Regions from separate parts of the Mus musculus genome. Here region 1 is linked to region 2. Evidence: chromatin loops called from intact Hi-C (ENCODE). Cell type or tissue: gastrocnemius. All regions are shown on one strand. Links, peaks and the distances in the headings refer to the core of each region. The heading gives the core; the rest is flanking DNA.

Region 1 (4,122 bases), core at 811-3,310, 84 kb before region 2:
GATTGTCTCCTTGTGGTTTACTCATCTGACTATTTGACCTCTGCCTCTCTAACTGGGGCCTGAGGTAGCAAGTGGATCCAGCTTCATCCTGGTTGTAAATGTCCTTAAGGAGAGGGTATGTATGGTTTTATGCTTCTCTTCCTCTGCCTCTAAGCTTTCAAGTTTTATTTCTTCTCTGTATCTTACAAATGAAAATTTAAGGCTATGTCCAATGGCACATGCATATGTACATACACATACTTGAGAGAAACAGCAATGATCTGCAGTGTGTGTGTGTGTGTGTGTGTGTGTGTGTGTGTGTGAGAGAGAGAGAGAGAGAGAGAGAGAGAGACCTTCTATGTGAGAAGCCAAAGCCATCAACTGTCATCTCTGTTATTCACTGTCATACTTGCTTGATATAGGGTCTTTCATTGAACCTGGAACTAGGCTGGTAGACAGTAAGTACCAATGAGCCTTCCTTCTCTGCCCCTGACCGCACTGGGTTCCAGGTGCAGACAGCCACACCTGTCTTTGTATGTAGGGACTAGTGTCTGAGCCCCAGGCTGCCATGCCTGTGCAGCTGCAGCCACTGTCCTTGCTCACTGAGCCATCCCGCCAGCCTCAATAGACAGTTTTGACAGCACTTTGGAATTCATTGTAGCCAGAGGGTGGGAGAAAAGTTCTCTGGTCCACCTGTTCACTCTTATCAATGGGTAAAGACTACGAAAGATTTTTCTGGAAAAGAATTTCTATGATCCATGACCTAATACTCTCATTACAAACCTTAAAATGTCATCTTCCCTAGATAATTAAAATGATATGATACTGAACACTTCTGGAATGCTCAAATTATTTCTTGTCAATGCAAACCAGTATTTCTGGGTTCTGTTCAGATCTGCCGTGGGGAAGTCCCATTCCTAAGAACAACCAAGGGGATATAGAATACAGAACTACCAAGGGCATCTTGACCCCATAGGAAGAACAACAATATCAACTAACCAGACCCCCACCCCAGAGCTCCCAGGGACTAAACCACCAACCAAAAAGTATACATGGCTGGGTATACTGAAGTCTGTGGCTGCAGCTCCATATATAGCAGAGGATTGCCTTATCTGGCATCAAGGAAAGGGAGGGTCTTAGTCCTGTGGAGGCTTGATGCCCCAGCGTAGGGTGATGCTAGAGGGATGAGGCGGGAGTGGGTGGGAGGGTGAGTGGAGGAGCACCCTCTTAAGAGGCAAAGGGGAGGAGGGGGGATGTGGTGGGGGGTTTGCAGAGGGGAGACCGGGAAGGAGGACAACATTTGACATGTAAATAAATAAAGTAACAAAAAAAATACAGAATTATCAAAGTGAGCCAGAAGATATTTATTAAGTGTCTACTTATAGAGTGAAAACTGTCCTAGGAAATGAGAAGGTGGCTTGAGAAAGATAGATAACCATCCCAAGAATCTTGTAGCTACCAAGTCAGTTAGGACACCGGTCTTGGTAAAGGCAGAAGAGTAGGATGCCAGAGAATCGAGGCTAGATGCGGAGGCACATGTCTTTAATACCAGGACTCAGGGAGGCAAAGGCAGGCACGTCTCTGTGCATTCGAGAACAGCCAGCCTGGCCCCACCTTCTCAAAAAAAAAAAAAGCCAGAGAATGGAAACAAGGCCTCACGAGGATACAATGTCACAAATCCAGGGTCTGTGCAGCAAGACAAGACCCTGTTGCAAAATGGTGCTGGTGGAAGAGAGATGGGTAGAAATCAAAGCTAATTAATTTATTATATCCTACAACTGAATGTCCTCCAAGTTGATAACAACAGAATTTTGACTAGAAATTACCCTTTTGAATTAATTTGATCCAGTGACTCTTCTGATAAAACCTTGGAATTCCTGTTCAAATGTCTTAGCACCCAGTTGACCACTTGCTTTTGGAAGATTGGTCCTCTCAGTGGAATCCACCCGCACAACATTCTCTCCTTGCTTAGAGGAGCTTAGGAAAGCATTCCTGGTTACCAGGGCAAAACATTGGAGAGAAAGGAAGTGAGGCTTCGGTTGAAGGTTGGCCTCTTTGCAGATGGCTTCCTAGAGAGGCTTCTGCCAAGCCTGTGCCTCCTCCTAACTCCAGTCACAGAGAGAGCATCAGTGATTTGCTCTCCCAGGATCTGGTTTCAATGGGCAACATCTCATTAACCAGACCAGCAGATGTCAGTCCTGACCCACTTTTCCTCAGGTTTGAATCAGTACCGCTCCAGCTGGTTTGCTGTCTCTGTCTTATTTCTTCTTCCTGAGGTGGAGGGCCCCTGGCTTGCTTTGCTTTGCTAATATTTGCCTTATTCGGTAGTCATTATGTGATAAGCAGGCTGTTTGCTTTAGGTTTGCCTTGGTGTGTCTCCTAGTGACTTTTATTCGTAGCTGGTAGCTTAACCCAAGTTACAGTTGTGAGCTGCTTGTTACTGAGTGTGCATAGGACACTTTGAACAGACCTGCTGCCTCAAAAATCCAAACCCAGGTCAAAATAAATGACTAAAATGAATAAATAATCAATCAATCTGAAGAACACACATAGCTTGTAACCTCAGTTTCATTTTAAAAATATCAGTGTGAACAGACTAAGGTTTACAAGCCCACCAGCAAAAATGCATATATTTTTTCTGTACATTTTTTTTCTGTACATTTGTTGAGCATGTATCTTATCCTGAACAAAAACATCTTGCATGTTATGTGGACGAATTAAGTCGTTAGTCAGCAGTACAAATGGAACTACTTTAAGGAAACAACATACATAACACAATTTTACAGTATATTCTATCTCCAAGATGCTGCTTACTGTCACGGCACACTTTCGATTGCAACTTTGAACTTGGAGATGAGTTTGTGAAGGAAGATGTGTGTGTGTGTGTGTGTGAGTGTGTGTGTCTGTGTGTCTGTGTGTCTGTGTGTGTGTCTGTGTGTGTGTGCTGCTCTCTGGACAAGGCATTGTTTGTAAGGACTGATTAGCTGCTGTGTGTGCCGAAGTCAACTGTCTTAGATTCCATACACAAGACAAGAGAACTGAAACACTGCAAAGAGGCCAGACACAAAAGAACACCAGGCAATATTATGTCACTTACGTTACAGGGTAAATGTTTATTTACCGAGTTGATTAGCTTAACCAACAAGAATTTCTTGATTTATTAAGAATAGCAATACAACCTGTAATATAGAGGTAATTTTAAAAATCCCACTAAAGATTGTAACACTCGGTGCCTTTTCAGGGCAATCCCTCTGGTAAGCAAACATATAATGTTGCTTTTACTTCACTTGAATGTAACTTGTGAGTTACATAAAAATCTAATCTAAGTGAACTGATTTTAATACACTTTTGAAGGCACAGTGAGGAAATAAATCATTGTTTATAATTCTTTTAATATTAAATATCAAAGTTATTTGAAAATTTGTATTTCAAGTTGTTATTTTAATTACTTCAAAATTCTTTGCCTTTTTTATTAGTAAAGAGACCAAATGTGTTGACAGCTGACAAAAACAGTTCATTCTCTCTCTCTTTCTCTCTCTCTCCATAAACACACACACACACACACAAATATATATATATATATATATATATATATATATGGAATATCTTCTTAAATTACATTTAGGATTTCTCTGTTAGTGTCGATTGCAAAATTAAAAGCAAAGCAAATGTGCTTTGTAAAGATTTATTATCCTGGCCTGTAAAATCATTTCCTGGTTCACTCTCCAGCATTCTAGATGGCTGCTTTTCAGTGAAATCATATAATGTGAGCCTTAATAACCAGGTGCCCATGCTAAAGTTCTATCATCCACACTCCAAAAAGTGAAATTAATTCCAATAATATATTTCCCAAAACCATTTTGTCATGCAGTCAATATTTTTAAAATTGCACATGCCTTTCTCTCTGTGAGAATTCATGCCTACAAATCCCCCATCACTTTGCGCTTACCGCCCTTCTCTATCCATACTTCCGGGGTATGGGTTAGAGGCCACCACCTCAGATACTGAAGGTAAAGGTGACTAAACCCTTCTCTGAAGACCTGGGGAGCGTCCCTGGTGAGCCGGTGGCCATGGAGAAGATTCATGACTGTTCTGTTAGTGGAGGAAACTCCTCCGCTGCACCGGAACCCTTTGTTCATGCTC
Region 2 (4,122 bases), core at 1,105-3,604:
GTTCAGTCTTTGCTCCTTTTTGGTTTTCCTCACCACACTGTTATTGCTTCTTCCGTTGCTTTTTTTCCTTGGAAACAAATCAAAACCCCAAACTACAAAACATCCCCTATGGCCATCAGCGTGTACCATAGCCACCATCAGCACTGTACAAACACAGACATGGGACACCTGAGAGCGAGCCGGGCCTCTCCGGGATGGGCCTGGGGGGCCTGGAATCTTGGGCTCTCTGGGTTCTTACCTGTGTCTGTCGCTGCTTCTCTGCCCTGGCGCTCTGCAGCTTTTGTGAATTCTTCTGTATAATGGTGTCAATTTTTCTTTTTTAAGCTTGTTTAGAAACTTTTGGATGCAACCTAGTTTTAGTGGCAAAGTAAATGGGTTCTGTTGGGAAAGAAAACTAATAAAAGGGAGAAAAGGTAGGGATGTCTGGAGACACTTGCCCAGGGCTCAGCACTGGGCCTCTTTTGCCAGGGGACAACGGCTGTTTCTGGGCTCTGGCTGAAAAAGAGTGCTCTCTGGGTGCCAGGATTTCGCTGGGGGTGGTGTAGTGAGGAGGGAGGGAGGGAGGAAGGGAGGGAAGCAGAGAGATGGGCGCTGGATTTTTAAAGAGACCCCGAAATAATGGCTTCTGTAAGAGTCCAGGCATTCAAAGAGGTGTGTTCAAGGACATGAGTGCATTCGCGCCAAGGGGAATGTCTTTTATGGTAAATTAACTCCAGTTAAATTGAATATTTGTTCAAAGGGAAACTCCAGTAGTTAAAGCTGGTATTATCAGTGGAGCGTCCCCGCCCCCTCCCGCAGATTCTGGGGAGGGTGAGAAAAGGGATGCAGCTCACTACAAAGTGATGCTTTGGGATTGTTCGTTTTTATTCCCCCCCTCTTCCCGTCCCGTCTTTCTTTTAAAAGTTAAGATGAGGTTGCCTAAAATTTATGAGAGAAGTGAGTATTTATTTGGATTAACCCCGACTGTCACCTCCTTTCATCTATAAAGACTGTCAACTTTGTCCCAGCTTTTCAAGAAGAAGAAATGACCAGTACAAAAGAAATTAACGTTGTCAGAACGCTAACTAGAGGATTTGCCTAGCGGGGGCACGGAGGCCGCTCCCCGTGGCGCGTGCCCTAAAGGGTTAACTCGCCCCGGTTCTCACAGTTTCCCCCGACTTTACCTGTCCTCCTAGACCCGCCGCCCTCCCCGCCTCCCCACCCCCTGCGCCTTTCTTCACCAGGCTCTTGGTTTACAGGGGCTGCAGCTGGTAGACTTGGCAAGCTCGCCTCATTAAGAGCGCTTTTTGAAAACGGACTGTGTTTGAGCATTTCCCTAATGAGGACAGGACGGGGTTAAAAAGTGACCATTTCATGGTTGACTTGAACCTGCCTACTTTTCTTGATGTGTCGTTGTGAAATGCTTGATGTGGGTAACTTCCACTTGGGGAAGGAAAAAGTCACTGGTTCTTTCAGGTCCGCTGGGGGAGGGCACGGTGGTCAGGAGTGCGAGGACTGGAGAAAGTTGAGGGGGGGAAAGTCCAGGACGCGGGGTGGGAGCGGGAGGCCGCGGGGGGCCTGGAAACGCTCGGCGGCCCCAAGCTAGGGCGACATGGAGCCCCGGGCGCTCACTTTTCTTTCTCCATTGTCTGGGGCAGCCTTTGATTCCTCCATTTCCCCACCCACCCCTAGCGGAAACCCGGAATTTGGGGGGCGGTGTGTGTGGGAGAGAGTGCCCGCGCGAAAGGGGGTGCTGGCCGGTCGCCTCCAGGGTCCCGGGAATCAAGTTCATTCACTCGGCGGGGGGCGGGGCGGGGAGCCGGCGGGAGCCGCCGGGGAGACCCGCAGCCGCACACGCACCCCGCGCGCTCCCGCCCCGCAGCCTCGGGCGCGCCGCGGCCCCGCCCTGCCCGCACCCCCGCGGGAAGGGAGCCGCTTTCCGCCGGCGCCCCGGGCTCTGGGGGTGGGGATTGGGACGCGGCCAGCGCGGCAGGAGGAGGAGGAGAGGAGGGGCGAGCGGTGGCGCGGCCTTCCCGCTCCGAGCGCGGCCACGTGCACCGGGCGCCGGGGGAGGGCGGGCCGCTGCGGCGAGGCTCGGGGGACCCTGGGGACCCCGGCGCCCCTCTCCGATCGCCAGTGCGAGCTCCGGGCTGGGCTGCCCGCCGCGCCCCGGGCTCCGCGCCCGTCCGCTGCAACTCCAGGAGGCCAAGTTCACTCTGGCCCCCGCCTCCACCCTCCCTCTCCCTCCAGCCGCCTGGGGTGCTAGAGTCGGCGCCCTAGCCCCGGCTCGGGGCGGCCTGGGTGTGAGGGAATTTTCCATTCGTTTCTTTCTTGGGCCCAGGCCGGTTCAGGGCTTCTCCCCTTAGGATGTTCTCGCGTCTTGAGCGTCTGCAGCGAGCAGTGAAATAACCTCTCCCTGGGCGGGTTTTCGGGGGTAAACGAAGAGTGGCAGAGAGAAGAGCTATTTTTGAAAAAAGAAAAAAGAAAAGAAAAGAAAAGAAAAGTCCCAATACTGTGGCACCGGTCTGATACCTTTAACAAATGAGGGGGAGAGACGCGAGGGCTGGGGGAGGCGCGCGGGAGGAGGAGGAAGGTGGGGGGCGGGGGGTGTGGAGAGGCTGGTGCAAAAGGAACGCGCGTTTGCAGGAGGAGGAGGAGTAAAGCGGTGATTGTGTAATTAAATAATAAAACAATCCTTAAGTCTGATTTGGAGAGAGCTCGAGCGGGGTCCAGAGGGTGGAACCGGTGAATCTTTCAACTTGCAAGTTTTTCAAGGAAAGAAAGCGAGAGAGGGAGGGGGAATAGAGCCCAGGACAGAAAAGAGGAGTTTGCAGCCAAGCGGGATCGATCGTTTGGGATTTTTTTCAGGAGGTCCTTCCGATCCTTTCCGTGGGCTGTGGCCAGCGGCACCGGCAGCGGAGTCCACGCGCGGCGGGTCAGACCCGGGGCGAAGCGGGCGGGCGGCGGTGCGGCGGGGCAGGAGCGCAGCAAAGGCTTTTCCGCCCGGGAGCTCCGCGCCTGCGCCCCCTCCCTCACCCCGGCCTCTCCCTGCTCCCCCCCACCCCCACCCCCACCCGGCCCTCTCCTGCGCGCGCCCCGCCACCCGCGCGCACTCGCTTGCGCTCCCCCTCGCGCACACACGTGGTCGGCTCGCAGCAAAGTTTCGCCTGCGATCGCCACTCCCGGATCCTGCTGCAGTGTTGGCGGCGGTAACCTTGAACTTTACCAGCGCGGTGACACATTCTCCTCGCTTTCCCCACCGCCTGGCCTCCTGCGCCCCCCTCCCCGCCTTTTTTTAAAAAAAACATTTCACCACCCACCATCACCCCAATCCAACCCACACCGAACCCTCGCGCACCCCAACCCCCAACAACAAACAACAACAACAACAACTGCAAAACAGAAAACAAATCCCCTAAACCAGGCGACCAGCAGCCTGCACCAGCGGCGGCAGCCTCGGAGAGCTCGGCCGGCGCGCGCGAACCGCAAGAGGGTTAAAAGTGTAGATTGGATTTCACCCCGGGAAATCTAGCTCGCCGAGTGAACTTGAATCTTTGGCTATTTAAGGAGGACTGGGTTTGTTGCGAAGTTGCGGTGAACCGGCGCAGTGCCCCGTCCTGATTGATCGCATCGCTGGGCTCAGATGACTGTAAAATGAATAGATGAAATCCTTGCTTCTGGAAGATTTTCTTGGGCATCTCCGGGAAAGTGCGTTTTAAGGCGAAGTCATGATGTATTCTCCCATCTGTCTCACTCAGGTACTTATCTTGGTCGCTTTCTCGAGCTTTCTCTGGCCCCAGACGCCTTTGTTGTGTCTTCTTGCTCTTGTGCTGCAGACCCTCAAAGGCTTTGCCTAACCTTGGCACACCCTGGTCTTCCCCGAGAAGTAGTGCGGAGTTGCGGTGGGCTGTGCGGGCGGCGTGGGACCACGGCTGCCGTGTGCGCCCATCCCAGCGCCCGAGCGGGGAGAGCCGGCACCGGGCGGGCGAGGCTGCTGGGGGTGGGCAGGGCCGAGACCTGCGGCCGTGAGCCCCTGTCCGCCCCTAAGGAGATTGCGGCGAAGGCAGCGGCGGCGGTGGTGGCCGCGGCGGCACCCTCACTCCCTGGCCGGTGCGCGTGGGGCGGACTCCGGCTTGGGAGCGT

Evidence for each region. A loop is a pair of places that touch in the nucleus more often than their neighbours do. Peaks named below come from ENCODE experiments on the same cell type or tissue, not always from the same donor. Only the 100,000 strongest peaks of a DNase experiment are listed, where the experiment ranks them.
Region 1: a loop joins it to region 2, with 3.0 times the contacts of the local background. A loop is called at or near these places in 8 of 42 quality-filtered maps.

Annotation. Positions count from the first base shown.
Region 1 is chr4:82,587,749-82,591,870 of GRCm38, reverse strand. Gm11267 (a long non-coding RNA gene) reads left to right here and starts at 3,607. Exons shown (of 2, transcript XR_003955228.1): 1 at 3,607-4,122. In gastrocnemius, for the core only: a CTCF peak has its summit at 2,163 (motif pointing right); DNase peaks (open chromatin) are centred at 1,562, 2,152 and 2,913; H3K4me3 peaks cover 182 bases; H3K27ac peaks cover 1,054 bases.
Region 2 is chr4:82,504,346-82,508,467 of GRCm38, reverse strand. Nfib (nuclear factor I/B) reads left to right here and starts at 2,689. Exons shown (of 12, transcript NM_001113209.2): 1 at 2,689-3,737. The coding sequence starts at 3,708. Gm11266 (predicted gene 11266) reads right to left here and starts at 479. Exons shown (of 2, transcript NR_137202.1): 1 at 239-479. In gastrocnemius, for the core only: a CTCF peak has its summit at 2,213; DNase peaks (open chromatin) are centred at 1,240, 1,960, 2,599 and 3,037; H3K4me3 peaks cover 2,500 bases; H3K27ac peaks cover 2,500 bases.